Regions from separate parts of the Mus musculus genome. Here region 1 is linked to region 2. A link is a loop called in an ENCODE intact Hi-C map of the cell type or tissue named here. Cell type or tissue: heart. All regions are shown on one strand.

Region 1 (8,000 bases), 360 kb after region 2:
ACAGGCAAGGAGCACTTTGCCTTCATTTTAATTTGATTTAAAAATTGGGGCTCCTCAAAACCCCTCTTAAAGGGCTGGACTGGGTGTGGGGATGAGGCTGCTGAGATCTCATTCCTGAGAACTGAAAGTTCACACTGTATAAGCCAGCTGCTTGAGAGAGGACCATCTTCATATATGATCATTAAGTTTTAATCAGTTAAGAATAAATAAATAAATACATCTGATTAATTATTAACCCTTTACAATGACTTCTTCAAAGTATTTTTAATTCCCCCAACACAAAGAGCAACAACAGTAAATCATATGTAAATGTCTCATTATGAAATGAAACACCATTAAGGAACTTTTAGTTGCTTTGAAATTTTATATATCTCATTTTCTTAATATTATGTGAATTATCTGTGAAATGTAATTTGCATATATTTTCCAATGTTTTGAATCTCTTTAATATGCAGATAAAATTCCCAAAGCAAAGCATGCATTTCAAGCTGTAATTATAAGCATATATTTCCCACAGATAGTTATACACTAGGGAGGGGCACTAGGAAGGCAGGAGATTGGGGGAGCAAAAGCCCCCTATTTCTCTCTTTAACAAAACTCTGGCTCATAGTAAATAATATGGAACCAGATTTTTTTTTTTTAATTTCTTCATTAATTTAGAAACATTTCTATTTGGCTTCTCTGTAAATTACACAGATGTTTAATTAAGCCAGTTGTAACCATTTCTGTCCTGCAATGTAACCACCCTGTTATATCACATGAATTTGAAATGTCAATATGTAGCATTAATAACCCACTTGCCCCAAATTTAAATTAGCTTTTTATGAAAAAAGCTAATTACTTGGGACACCAAATAATTAGCTTTTTATGAAAAAAGCTAATTACTTGGGATAACAAATAATTAGCTTTTTATGAAAAAAGCTAGTTATTTGGAATATAATTTAGTTGGTTCATATTATAATTACAGCTTACAATACTGAAGTTCAAAACCATACTTTTTTAAAAAGAAACTTTTAAATGTGTTTTCAAAAGGGCCAGCAACTCAACTCAGGACAGCAAAGCTCCTTAAGAAAAAGGAACAAAATTTCAAAAAACTTGAAGTCCCGCAGCAAGACAATGAATAATTAATTTATTCTGGCCATTTAACACACATTTAATAAATCCTTACTATGTGCCAAGCACACTTTACTATATGTAGGCAGGTCAGCCAGGGCTAATCACCTAGAATGTTTAAGAAATAACAAAAACAACAACAACAACAATGACAAACCTTTTCTATTCTAACAAACATCTCTCTCAGAAGCCAAGCCATGACACTAAAGCCCCTGAAAACTCCTAAGAAACACAGTGCTAGTCACCTCTGGCTTTGTATTTTCCAAAGCATTTAATTCCAGGAAGTCCAATGGTGTCTTGATCAAATAATTAAATATGAAAATATTTTTAAATTTAATTTTTAATTTAAAATAAGTAATTGCCTTCATTGCTTCAAGGCATCAGTTAGGCCTTTTTAAAAGTTCCCATATCCCCCACTATCAGGAGTTTTAATTGTGGGATCTTTTTATTTAATAATGCAATGCACTTATTAAAAGTGCTTATGCATGTTAGGTATACTTATTATTATTGTTGTTAATTATTCTTATTATTCTTCTATTTACTAGACACCTGTGGACAAAAAATAAAACCGCGCAACAGAGAAACCGCAGGGAGGCGGGGCTGTGCAGCCAGGCTCAGACAGGCAGAGGCGCACATGCGCACTGGAGGCAAACCTGAAGGGAGGGGTTGCAGCCCGCATTGCGCAGGCGCAAGCAGGCTGGGGGAAGGCGGGGCTCTGGGCCACCTTGGAGGAGCTCTGGGAGGAGCTGAACAGTAAGAGAGGCGGGGCCTTGGGGGCGGGGGCTAGGCAGGCCACCTCAGAGGAGGCGGGCCTTGGGGGTGGGGACCAGGTAGGCTGGCTCTAAGGCGTCAGCACTTGGGAGGTTGGGCCTGTGGAAGCATGTTCTGGAAAAGCGCGCGACAGGCGAGGCGCGCGGCCTCTCTGCAGATGAGGCAAGGCTAGATGGGCGGGGCAGGTCTGAGACTGGCTACAACAGGGCTGCAGAATGACTGCATGCCTCCCCCCGCCCCCCTACCTCCCCAGACCCCTCCCACCAGCTCCCAACCACCAGATCCCTTCCGTGCAGCAAGAGTGAATCCCCCACCTCCCACCGTCCCATCATCTCCCACCTCCCATCATCTCCCACCTCCCATCATCTCCCACCTCCCACCTTGGCTTCGTGCCCACCCAGAAAACCGGACAGTTTCCACAAACTGTTGCTGGACACCCATTCGTGTCCCCAAGTCCAGTGCACCGTCACCGTCACCTCAATCAATCACCACTAGACAAGGCAGGCCATTCCGCCATCTCCAAAATCCAGCACCCCTCCACTCCACTGCCATAAGCAGGAGTTACGTGGGCAGAATGTTAAAACCAATTTTGGCCTCCCAGGGCTCCATTTTGTTTACCACCAGCACCACCACCATCATGCAGATAGCCGTCCGACAGGAAAACGGAGCCAGTTTTGACCCGAAAGGTGAACTGTGTTGTCCCCTCACCAAGGAGAGATACGTTCTCTCGTCTTCCCAACGCTACTTTCTGTGTCACTTAAGAGGCTGCAGGTCTTATGCCTGTGCCGCAGTTTGTAGCGCATTTTCTAAATTCACTCTTGTTGCGCTTTTGCGTTTGGTTACTCTCCTGCAGCTTTCCAAATTGAATACGTGAAACACGAATCGGTTTTGGGTATCACCGTAGTTCGGGCTGGTTTGTGGCGCATGAAGCGCCCCGTTCGCCCCGTTCACAGGTTCGCCTGTTCGCCCGTTTCATTTGCTCGTTCGTACGCTGAAGCGCATGAAGCGCCCATTAGTACAGTGAAGCGCATGGCGCGCCCATTAGTACAGCGAAGCGCATTAAGCGCTCATTAGTACATCGTAGCACATGAAGCGCCCATTAGTACAGCGAAGCGCATGAAGCGCCCATCAGTTCGTAGCGTGTGAAGTGCCTATGAGTATTTTGTAGCGCATGAAGCGCCTATGAGTATTTTGTAGCGCATGAAGCGCCTATGAGTATTTTGTAGCGCATGAAGCGCCTATGAGTATTTTGTAGCGCATGAAGCGCCTATTAGGATTTTGTAGCGCATGAAGCGCCCGTTAGTTTATCACAGCGCAAGACGCGGCCGTCTGCAGTGCAATCCGTTCGTAGCGCGGCACTTAAGAGTGCAGAGCCAGTCACTTTGCAGCGTATTTGGGGAGCTCATCACAATTCGGTCAGTAGCTCATGTGCGTCTGCAGCTCATCGCTGTCCGCAGCTCATGTGTCTACCGACCATTTCTGGACGCGAGTCGTGGAAACCGAATTCGCGGACCCGAAGCCGTGAAGACTTGCTTTCCACGCTCTCGTCTCAGGATCTGGCCACTGAAGGCTTGACAAAATTTGCGAGGAGATATTTTGGGGGGCGCTACTTTTATCTCCCGCAGCTCCCGATGTAAAACGGGGATTGCGTGTGACCGTTTTCTTGGAGTTAAAAAAAAAAAAAAAATCCTAACCATACTCACCACACGAGGATTCCTCTGCGATGCCACGAAGGATGAGGGGTCCCGCGACGGCCCGGTCCACTGGGTGACCGCGGTCCGGAGAAGGCTCCGGACCGCAGCCCGCGCAGCAGACCTAGGCGAGGCTCGGTGGACCTTCTCGGTTGGCTGCTCTCCCCAGGTCGTAGTTGGTCAGGATTCTTCGACACACACCAACTCAAGTTGGAAACGCGTGTATCGGGAGTCCGGACTGCTTGCCTTATATAGAGAGATCCTAGGAGGGGGGGCGCCAAATCCCAGCGTGCTTCGCGAGCAGCGGGGGCGGAGGGGGGCGCGTGGGCGGGCGCCTTGGGGGATGGGGTGGGGGCGCGGCATGCACTGCTTTGGCCCGCCGCTAGGGGCAGCATGGGCTCAGGAAGGGGGGGTGCGCGATGCTGAACTGGCCAAGCTGGGAGGAAAAAAAGAAAGGGAGGGGAGGGGAGGATCGAGGACGGTTGGCTTAGGCAGGCCAAGAATGCTATTATTCTGGTGGTGGGAGCTGGGAGACCCTTGTGCTTGGACGGGAAAGGGTCGGGGGACACTCAAGATGAGCCCCGCGACCACTGGCACATTCTTACTGACAGGTTAGTGGCCTGCGCGCGACATGGAGGTTCAGGGGCCCACAGGCCGCCGCCTCACACTCCCCCACTCGGGTTCCGGGGTACCAGGGCGTGCCCAAAGGGTGCTAGTCCCGCTCTATGCCCAATGCCTCCCCCTCACAGCACCCCTCTTTCAGGACACCCTGCAGCCCACCTTTTGGGCCAAGTGGGTCCCTCCCCAGGCTTGACCCCTGGCCTTCTCTTTCTCTCTGCACCCCCACGGCCCCTCCCTGTCCAGCAGGGCAGGAATTCAGCTCCAGTTTCCATTAAGAAGGGCGCCCCTCCTCGCCCCCCCAGCCTAGTGGTGGACATCTTCTGATCCCTGAAACAGACTTGGGGGGTCGTTGCCCCTCGGGGTGGGGATGGGGGTTTTATCCCACAATTGAGACTCCCTGGCCTAGATGTGAACCAAAGGACATGTCTGGCCAGCTGCTTTCTCTCTTACACAAAGATGTACATCTTTTCTCATTTTCTGGGATCTGGTTGAGAGAGAAAAAGACCACCAAAATGTGACATTTAAAAGATCGAAGCCCCCCCCCCCCCGCGCGCTTTTTTTTTTTTTTTTTTTTTAAAGCATATTTCCTGGTGGCGCGAACCTGATTTTTCCTTAGGTTTTACCGAACACGGAAGCAGGATCATGAAATTCTGGGAGCCAAACGGCGGTGTGCAGGTCAGGGTCAACCATGGCTGGGGGCCAGAGATGCTGCAAACAGCACCCATTGCCCTACTAAATACGTTACGAAGGGAAAGCAAGAACAATTGAAAACAGCTGTGGATGCTTCCAATGTTCTTGGCGGGCTTTGGAAGCCTTCAGCTACGGACTTTGTGAGGTTTACACGGAGACCTCAGCTTCCCCCCCCACCCCGCGCCGTTTTATGTTTCTAAATCTTGTGGGTGAATGAATGTTTTGGGGAGCAGTAACTGTAGGTTCAAACCTTTGAAACAGGTCACCGAGACTCAGCTCCAAGCATTTCCTTGGCTTGAAACATAAACCTGTAAATTTTTTTTGTTTGTTTGTTTGTTGTTGTTGTTTTGTTAGAGAAATTTGCAAAGGAACAAGGCATTCAAATACTGACTGGGAAAGGATGTTAAATAAAACCTTAATTCGGATTCCCACCTAAGCTGCTCAAAGTCTTAGGTGCTGAGAAAATTAACAATCTGTTGCTAATCTTTGTCAAAAAAGTTAAGGTTAAAAGGAAAATCAAATTGTCTACAACTGAGTTAGATTTATAAATCACAGATGAAACATATTTGTTTTTTAAAGACTAAAACTGAGCATATTTCAGCAATACTTCTGCAGCATTTTTTTTCCTTAAAGGAAAAACAAGACTTTGACCCATTGTGAACGACAGGACCCTGCGCTGTACAAAGCATTAAGCTTTTTAGCACTAAGCAAAACTCATTCATTTCCTGGGAATCTACTTATTAGAAATTAAATGTTGACCTCCAGAAATAAATAAGTGCAGATTTCCAAGAGCAAAGGACATTTATCTAGGAAATTGGGCGAACATAATCATTACTTTTAATTTAAAAGTGTTTATCCTTTTCTGCAAGACAGACTGATTCCAGGATTTTAAAACAATGTTTATTTAACAGTCCCTGTTCCGGTGACTGCGGGACTCTCATATGCTTACGAGCAATTTCTTTCACCCTCAAAGTTAATTCACCAAGCTGTTCACTGAGAGCTTTTTAAGAGTTCACTTTTAAAAAACTGACACTTACAGAAAACATGGATCTAAAAAGTAAGGAAAATTCAAGTTTTAAAAATCACCCATCTTTCAGAGCTTAAATTTATTTGACTTTTTCATTTCAAAATGTTAGCCAGTATTTTTATTTTTTGATTGATTGACGGCCTAAAAAATAGATATGGCTTTGTTGGTACTTGTGTAATAATAGTAATTCTCTCTCATGGTCCAAGTTCCAGAAGGTACCTTACTAAGGCAACCAAGATCACCTGTGACATCCTTGGCTTGCTCTGGTGTCGGCAAAGTGCGGTTTGCCCTTCCAGACTTCCCTCTATGCTTACAGAGGGATCTAAAGAATATGGGTTTTTATAGGGTTGTATATACTTTTTTTTCTCAAAATTAAATATTGAATCAAATTAATTTCTTCCCCTGTTTTCTTTCCAAGTAGTGGATTTTGAGCATCAAATAATACTAATTTTACAATTTTCTTTAAAAATAAGCAACATTAAATTAATATTTCCTGATTGAGGTATATGAACAGCAACAACACCTAAGTATTTCAAACCAACGAGCTGAGCCGTGGCTCCCCGCCTCAGGATTATCACATGGAGATATAATTCTGATCAATATCCTTGATGCTTTTTAATGCTTGATACACCTTTTTTTTTTTTAACTTTATTCAAATTATAGTTCTCCTAGGGAAAAGGCAATAGCAGCTGTTTAGGTAAAACTTTCTTGCTAGCTGAAAGAACAAACAATATTTAAGTGAATAGACAAAATTAATTGACACTTGAGCATTTAACTAACATTAAATACCAATATGTCCTAATACTGATAGATTGATAGATAAGATCTTAAGCACTTATGGTATTTACTATCCAGGTGACTTTTAAGATTTTTTTCCCCCGTGTGGATTATTTTGTGCCGGCTTTTCACAAGGGTGAGTGAAGCTACGCCGTGTTACTATGCATCGTTCACTTCACTAGGTAACTAGCTGCTCTTTGTATTGGAACATTTTATCCATTTTTGAAGAGTGCTCAGGAGCTATCATCTCTTGCTTTACCACCATTTTTAGTTCAGAGTGGAGTGACAGAACTCTGTATTAACACTAAGCAGGATTTTGACATCGCACATCTTCTGTTTATACATTTTACCTATTTTGTGGCAATTTGCCCCGTATCTATGAAGCTGTTGATTTATCTCTTATATTTAGGATAAGTTCTAGAGGAGTAAGAAGGTTTATAGTTCAAAGCTAAGGTAGAGATTTCACAAGACAAATAATAGACTACCTATTTGGGCATTTTATCCTTTTTTAATGAGAAATTGATATTGATATGGATATGAATGTGCTTATTTTCTGCCTGTAGTTGGCTTAGCTTCTAGGGTACTAGGAGTAAATCATTTCTAAACAAGATAAAGATTTCACTTTTGAAAGAGTAACTAAGGTTTGAATTGGGTTTTTTTTTTTTTAATCTGTTATTATAACAGCTTGCCATAAATCTAGCAGCTATTGGTTTATCTTGTGTATATATAGCATAACTTCATTTGTGGAGTAAATTATGTCTCTCAGCCAGCTGGAATTTTCACTTGTCTCACAGACTTTACAGACGGCAATGAACACACCATAAAAACGGGCTAGAGATAACCTGAGTGTGACAGATAGCCCGAGTTCAGCTTCAAACACTAGTTTCCCATGGATGAAAATCACCCTTAAAGAAAAGGCTAAAGCAGCAAAGACATGCTGGGTTTTTAAAAATGTTTCAAGTTAAATACTCAGATTGTTTGTGGATCTGATAAGCACAGTGCTTACACATGATGCTTCTTTCCCTCCACAATTAGTCCACACTCCGTTTCTTTTCTATTTGTCCTGTTTGTCCACACAGTCTATCCTACCTGATCTTTTTTTTTTTTCATCTTTACATTTTCATAGTCTCTATTCTAAACATCTAAATATACATCCTGTTTATTATTTATTTTATTTCAGAGTCTCAGTGTGAAAAAGGACCCCATCTAATCAGATGACACGGGTTGGGTTTGTCTGTTCTGTACTTGGGCTAGAAGGGAACCTTTGTACTTTGCTCTGTTTTTGGTTCCTATCCCCTGTTTTCCATATG
Region 2 (8,000 bases):
GCTCAGTAACGTCAAACCCAGGAGGAGGAGAGGAAGATGCACAGCTCAGAAAAGAGCTACTGAAATTTCACAGCAGGGCATGGCAAGGGTCTGCCTTAGTGTGGTGACCTGGGGCCCTGACAGTCGTACTGAGAAACGCAGCTCGTGTGGAGGCCTTGTAAGTCAGTGTCCACACTGCCTGTAGAGGCGAGGTCTGTGGAAACTGATTTTAAGAACACAGACGAGGCCCATCCAGCCTTTTCTGCATGTAGCATGCCCAACTGTCAGCCAAGCATCCTGACTAAGCTCAGCCGCACTCCTGGCTCCTAAATCATAGAGATGCTTTCCAAAAGAACCAACAAGTCTCAATGCTATCAGACACTCAGGCGGAGTCAAACAGCAACACCCAGAATGTTCCCATGAGAAAAGTTACTCCCTTAATCCACCATGGCTGTGATCTGACAGGGACAGCCCGGCCTGTCCTTCTGCCCCCTCTGACTAGTGTAAACACCCGGGGACAAGCCTTCCTCTCCCTGTGCCTGTGCTGCCCTTAGCTCACTATGAGCACTTACTTTTGCTGGAAGTCTTTGATCAGCTTCTTTGCTTTGTTGTATTTCTTTTCCAGGGCTTGGTACTGGCTCTGAGTCTCTTTGAGATGCTCATTCACCGTATGACATAATGTCTGAGCCTCGATCCAGTAGCTCTCCAACTTCAGCATCCGTTCTTTATTCTCTTCTATATTCTGTTGCAGTTGGTTCTTTTCTAGTTCCCACCTTACTTTCTCATTTTCGGCTGCTTGAAGCTGGAGAAAACAAATGTCAAGGCAAAAATAATTTGGGCATGTCTGTAGCACCATCTCTCCACACTATTAGCTTTTTAAGATAAAACCCTATTGTTATATACAATCAGTCAGTCATCAAAACAGCTCAAGATGAGAAGAGCAACTGTTCTTTCCATATCCATAGAGGATAAAACGGAAGGCTTGAAAAGAGAAATGATTTGCTCAAGGTTACCCATCTGATAAAAGACCAAACACAAATCTGACATGAACTCCCATGAACTCTCTTTGCTAGCATGCCGTTTGAAATACTGCAAGCAGGAAATGGTGTCTAGCGCATCACTGATTAGGTCCACTAAATGTTGACACACGTTGTTTGAAAGCACGTTAAATAAAGAGTAGGACAGGAAGTTGATGATTAATTAAGAAGGGAGCGGGGGTGGGAAAGGAGCAGAAGCAAAGGCACTAATGGTGAGGAAGGGACTTAGCTTATGGGTTGTTCTCCTCAACACGTGGGCACGAGGTTCAGGCTTCTAAGAGTTACCACCTGTGTCTCGGGTGGTGACTCAGGTGCCCTTAGAGTCAGAGGGCACCTGTGCTCTCACCACTCTGCATCCTTGCAACACCTCGTGGGCACCCTAACCATTTGAGAGAGTCAGCTCCTGTTACTGTGCTTTTAACCCTTTGGGGGATGTTTCTAGGTTGTTGATTTCAACTGACATGAACACATTCTGTCACTCAGTATATCACAGGGAGTGTTAAATACATCTACAGCTTTTCAAACCTTACTTTATACTATGTATAAAAGACAGGGAAAAAATAAAGGCATTAATAGTTGTCCTGTTAATTTAAATCCCTCCAACGGATCAAAAAGACAGCTCTGTGTAGTTTCTGTCTCTGGAAGTTCTTAGAAACACAGAGTGCAGTTTTTTTTTCTGGGCCTCTTGGTTATAGAGTCCAGGAAAGAGGAAGCCGGTCCAGCGCTGCTCTTAATACAGAACTCATGACACTGAGTTTCAGATGAGGGTTTAAATTGCCCTGACAACCACGTTCTCTTCACCTTGCTACTCTGTCTACCCTTTCTACGTACAAAGCTATCAAGGTTCAAATGACATCCCCATTCTATAGAGCATTGAACAAATGGAGATACACATTCACACAAATGTACACATTTCTATGTCACAAGAATAGTTTTGTGAAAAGTATTTTACTAAATACATGTGGACAAGAGGTTACAAAGTAAAGATTAGTCCCAAACACTGAAGTGAAGAAATCTATATAACATTGATAATAATCACATGTTTTCAAGTGTTATCATATACCAACCTAAAAGGAAAATATAAAATAGTAATTTGTAGACTTTTCTAAATTAATTCTTCATAAATAAATGCCTAAGCCTGTCTATGGGAGCATTTATAAACACAGGGGCTCTTTTCCCTATTTGTAACCAACAGTTTATAAGATCTGCTTTTTAAAGTCAAAAAACAGTTTTCAGATAAAAAGGGCTTGGTTTTTTACAGCATCTTTAATGAATGCTTTATAGCAGTTGTTTAGGTACCAGCCCTGCTAGCTTTAAACTTAAAATTCACGGTGCGCCGCGGACACCATGAATGATGCTGAAATAAGCTTTGACTAGAGAGCTCCAGAGCGTATTAGTCAGGAATGCCACTTAACCAAAGTAGCCAGCTAACTCATCTCCACTTAACCAGCTAACTCATCTCCATTTAACCAGCTAACTCATCTCCATTTAACCAGCTAACTCATCTCCATTTAAAACACATGGAAAACCCAAAGCATGTATTCACTGTGAATCAGAAAACAGATCACTCGACGTAGGCAATAATTATTTTGTAATTTTAAAAAGACTATGGAAACAATACAGCATCGTTTGAAAGCAACTGAAGATATTTTTAAGTCTCTGAAAACATACATTTGATAGAAATGAACAACAATAGCTAGAACTGTATCTTGTACAAGAATTTTACAGTTTCCTTTGATGTCTCACTATTTCATAGAGATTAAAAATATTTTCTTTTATTAATATTTTTCTCTTCAACAAATTTAAATAATGTGAAGTGAGTATATCTCAAGATTTCCAGTAGCAGCTGAATCTAAATTAATTACACAATGCATAGAATGAGCTTATAACTTTACTTCTTAGACATGGGAAGTTTTTCCTAAAAAGAAATTAATGTTCCACATTAAAACAATACATTGCTTCCAGTAAATTAGCTGAAATTATTATAAGGTAAATGACAGAAAGGAGATTTGCTATACCAGCTTATATTTTAGAAATTAATACACAGATGCTTGAGCCATTAAAAATATTATTTTTAATGAAATTTCAGAGAGACTAAACAGTTTAAATCTACTTAAAACACCAAGTGCCCTGTGGCCTTCTCTGGTTATGTGCGGTTATGCTCAGTCTCAAGACAGGTCCATCGATGTACTTAATGTTGGAAATGACCATCTCATGGAAATATGCTCTCAAGTGCACGGGAGCAAATCCATTACTCCCAGAGTATCTGAAGTTTAAAGAGTACAATTCAAACACCACGGAGCGGTGCTTACCTTGGTCTTCAATTTTTGAATCTCTGCTTCTGTAACTGCATGTTTGATTTGCAACTGAAAATTGAAAAGAAAAACATCTCAACTAAGAGTGTTTCTATATTTTTAAAGACTCAGCAGCGAGAAGAATATCTTATGACACAATTAAAAAAATGCTCAGGACCCTGCTGCATTGCAGCAGGTTGTAATTACAAATGTCTAGCATGTAAAATGACTCAGTGGGTGCAAACTAATTAAACATAGGGTTTATGACTCACGGTCCCTAATATCCGATTAAGTTACCAGTTTAATTGCTAAGGGGCCAAAGAAAAGAAAACTCATTTCTTGGCCTCTGCTGCTCTGCCTTTACGATCTGAGCGTCCAGGAGCTGTTTCCTTCCTGAGGCTCGCCCACAGAATGGCTTGAGCCAGCCAGTCAACAGGCCTCGCACAGTGTGAAGAGTCATTCCCACATCGTGCAGAAAGGTGGCGCTGTGGCTCTGTGAGTCGCTCTCACATTCCGCAGAGCAGCTCTGCAGCAGAGGAAGGAGTGGGACGCAGTGGCACAGAAATCTCCGGTTTGTTTTCCGTTTGTGTTCCTTTTTAACCGCAGGAAAGGTACAGATTCAAAATTCTGCCTTCCAAAAGATCTACCTGTATAAAGACTCCAAGCCCCAAAGCATTTTCTTTACAACACAATAGTGGTCTTTGCCATTTGTTTGCTTTACTCCCCCGCCCCCACTCCCTCCCCGACCACGACTGTTTTCCTTCTAGGGGTCATTCATTTCTTTAAGGGCTAAACACCCTTGAATTTAGGGAAAACAGTTTACAGGTTCACAATTTGTTCTCTGGATGTTTTTGATGGGAAGGATGTTTTTGAAATTCCCAATTCTCCCGGTTTTATAGGTCCAAACAGCCCAGTGGAGGGTCTGGGGAGGGAGACACTTTGCAGCCAAGCCCATGAACATTTTCTGCTCTGCAGCTGAGCACAGCCACTAAGTGATGCAGGTGGCACTGTTTCTTTTGGTTATGCTGAATCCTAAATTGGTTTGCCACAAAGTTACTGAAGACCACATCCCACCATCTCACCCCCCCCCCTTTTTTTTTTGTCCAAAGTACTTCGGAGTTAGGACTGTACCGAATCTGGGTTTCTTGGTTTTATGCCACAATCTTAGTGGTCCGTCTCACTCAGATGCCATTAGCAGATACCCAAAGTGTGAGTGTGCCAGGCAAGGAAACTACACCAAGCTTTCTCAGTGAAAAATACTGGCAGAGGTCTTTTGTGCTCACCAGAAATCCTGATCCCTTAGTGAGTACAGCGATGTGGGGAAACTGAGGCTCAGAGCAAATGATCAACCTAACTGTACAAAAAAAACCAACACTAGAACTGGATTAGATCTTGGATATCTAGGTTCTGATCTTGTGCCATTTCTCTAAAAAATTAAAGATGAACTTTATAAGCATCTACTGAGGGGCTCTAGGCAAGATGCTGTAAAGATAACACCCCCCCACACACCTCTCTCAAATAAACAGCCATGATAACCTGCCACTCAAGAATAAAGCCACAAAAGAATATTCTTTAATATACAACATGGAAATGTATATACAACCACAAGGAATTATTTTCCAGAGGTATTATATTCTTAGAGAATAAAGCAAATTCATATGCCTGGATGATTTTTTTCCCATCCATTACTAACAAAAATATCTACTCTGTTGTTTAAACTAATCTGAGTGTGGGCTCTGTTTATAGCTTTCAGTAAGAACGCGCGCGCGCACACACACACACACACACACACACACACACACACGCACACGCACACGCACACGACTAACTGTAACTGAATCAAAATGTCTACGTGTGACTACCAGAAAGGGGCAGGCAGAAGCCTCGTCAGCATCACCTGCAGCACTCCACTTAGCCTGTGCAGGCGTGGAAAATATTTTGGAAGTGAAAAATATTATCTTTGCAGGGGAGTTTTAAGAGTGCTCTAGAACCAGACATTTTCTATCAGATAAGAGCAACATTATCGGCTCTCGTGGCACCAGGGCAGCCTGCCTGGAATTCACACACAACTCTGAGAAACGGTTTCTGCACTGTGTAGACTTTTTTCTATCGTTTATGCACTGGACTGAGGCCTGTTTTGTCTGCAGGGAGCTAATGGAGCTGGAGGTGTTTTTGAAGATATATGATGTTATTAAAATGTAGCAGTGGCAAATCTTTGCCATCTTTTTCTAAGCTTAATAGATGGTGCTTTGGTTTTGGTTGTTTTTTTTTTTTTTTCCAACAAAAGTGGGTTTTATTTCAGGGAACTACATATGCAAAACAAGCTGCAATTAGCTGGTGGAGTCGTAACTCAACCTGGTCAGAAGGTCCCCACCAGGGTGGTGAACTGAGCGCAGGGCAAACCTCTAACAAGGCTGCTTGGATTCTCAGAATGTGGTTATTAATGAGCAACGTGTTGGTTACATCTCTCAGACTGTGATTACAGCTCCTTTAAAAATAAGCATCTGCTTACTGCTAAAGAGGTAACAACTCACAGCTCCCCTTGTCAGTGAACCTTCCACATAGATGGCTTTATTTAGTCTCGAGTTTATTTTTCACAGACTTAAATCACACAGTTTTTAGACTTTGGCTTCCCCTAACAACAAAAGCAGATTTGTTTTCGCTGGTACTAGCAGTTCTGGCTACCAAAGCTGTGGTGGGGATACCTCAGCCCTGTAAAGAGAGGATCCACTCTGACTCAGCCTCTCTCTTCTCTACTTCCCACCCAGGAAGTCAGTCAGAACAACTTTCAATCCGAAGGGCAGAAACTAAAAAACAAAACGAACAAACAAACAAACAAAAAACCCAACAAACAAAAAGCCAAGCCAAGCCAAACTGTTCACAGGGACAGGAGCTCAAGCTATTTAGTGGCTAGGAAGATGTCTGCGTGGGTCAGAGGATTTGTTGCTAGCCTGTAAGGACCTGAGCCTGGATCTCCAGCACCCACATTAAAAACACTGAGCATAATTAGTCACCAAGCACAGACACTATTGCAATACGCCAGCAAGATTTTGCTGAAAGGACCCGATATAGCTGTCTCTTGTGAGGCTAGGCCGGGGCCTGGCAAACACAGAAGTGGATGCTCACAGTCAGCTATTGGATGGATCACAGGGCTCCCAATGGAGGAGCTAGAGAAAGTATCCAAGGAGCTAAAGGGATCTGCAACCCTATAGGCGGAACAACATTATGAACTAACCAGTACCCCGGAGCTCTTGACTCTAGCTGCATATGTATCAAAAGATGGCCTAGTCGGCCATCACTGCAAAGAGAGGCCCATTGGTCCTGCAAACTTTATATGCCTCAGTACAGGGGAACGCCAGGGCCAAGAAGTGGGAGTGGGTGGGTAGGGGAGCAGGGTGGGGGGGGAGGGTATGGGGGACTTTTGGGATAGCATTTGAAATGTAAATGAAGAAAATACCTAATAAAAATTGGAAAAAATAGAAAAGACCCCCCCTCCCCCCGCAAAAAAAAAAAAAACAAAACAAAACAAAACACCGGGCCATGCTCAGTGGCGGGCTCCCTGTGGCCCCAGGGCTCTGGCAGAGGAGGACATGAGACAGGATCCTTGTGATGTGCTGTTGACTCAGCTTCAGGGTTAGTGAGAGACCCCGTCTCAAGGGAATGGCTGGGGTGGGGGTGGGTAACAGACAGAGCAGAACACTGGATGTCCTCTGGCTTGTAAGCATGTGCATCTGTGCATACATGTGTGTATACAGCACACATACACTCACACACAAGCATGTGCATCTGCGCATACATGTGTGTATACAGCACACATACACTCACACACAAGCATGTGCATCTGCGCATACATGTGTGTATACAGCACACATACACTCACACACAAGCATGTGCATCTGCGCATACATGTGTGTATACAGCACATATACACTCACACACAAGCAAAAGAAAATCAAAACAAACACAGCTCAATGAAAAAAGGAGAGAGAAGTCTATCTCAATGTAAAGTGCCAAGTGAGATAAAGTGCCTGGAAAGGAGCGGTAGGGATTGACCAGGCAGTGAGCTCCAGGCTTCATTTGATGGTAGGACACATTCTGGCACCGCCCTTAGTGGGTGGAGAACCTTTCCAGCCAGTGCAAAAGGTGGACAGCTTCTACTTTCCTGCCACACTGAGACCTCAGGGCAGCGCCTCTCCCTTCCCTGGCATCTCACATTTGCTCAGAGGCAGCTGTCAGAGCCAGAAAGGAAGTCAGGAGGGTGCTGATCTGCTTCACACATGGAGCTGTAGATCTCAGAGCAAAGGGAACGGGAGAGAGTTGCACTGCTCACCATGCCCAGCGAGCTCTGCTTTCTCCTCACAGTTCTTGGAATGAAACGGGGATCTTCAGATTTGTGATTACAGATGACACACTTGCTGAAATTACGTGTCTCACTTTGAGACTTCAAAGTACTGAAGACAAAATAAGCAAATCCATGTGTCCATGGGTGCAGTTATCACCATGTGTCCATGGGTGCAGTTATCACCATGTGTCCATGGGTGCAGTTATCACCATGTGTTCATGGGTACAGTTATCACCATGTGTCCATGGGTACAGTTATCACCATGTGTCCATGGGTACAGTTATCACCATGTGTCCATGGGTACAGTTATCACCATGGGTCCATGGGTACAGTTATTACCATGTGTCC

Evidence for each region. A loop is a pair of places that touch in the nucleus more often than their neighbours do. Peaks named below come from ENCODE experiments on the same cell type or tissue, not always from the same donor. Only the 100,000 strongest peaks of a DNase experiment are listed, where the experiment ranks them.
Region 1: it touches region 2 in a loop (2.8-fold over the local background); 13 of 42 quality-filtered maps call a loop at or near these places.

Annotation. Positions count from the first base shown.
Region 1 is chr6:4,743,166-4,751,165 of GRCm38, reverse strand. Sgce (sarcoglycan, epsilon) reads left to right here and starts at 3,962. Exons shown (of 11, transcript NM_011360.3): 1 at 3,962-4,186. The coding sequence starts at 4,078. It overlaps Peg10 (paternally expressed 10), which reads right to left and starts at 3,860. Exons shown (of 2, transcript NM_130877.2): 1 at 3,588-3,860. In heart, CTCF peaks have their summits at 1,694 and 4,000; DNase peaks (open chromatin) are centred at 1,895, 2,855 and 4,005; H3K4me3 peaks cover 4,421 bases; H3K27ac peaks cover 4,242 bases.
Region 2 is chr6:5,106,382-5,114,381 of GRCm38, reverse strand. It overlaps Ppp1r9a (protein phosphatase 1, regulatory subunit 9A), which reads right to left. Exons shown (of 16, transcript NM_001363809.1): 8 at 3,329-3,382; 9 at 552-781. Among named protein-coding and RNA genes, the nearest start is that of Gm46949, 44 kb to the left of the region's middle. In heart, a CTCF peak has its summit at 3,780; a DNase peak (open chromatin) is centred at 3,781; H3K4me3 peaks cover 775 bases; H3K27ac peaks cover 3,228 bases.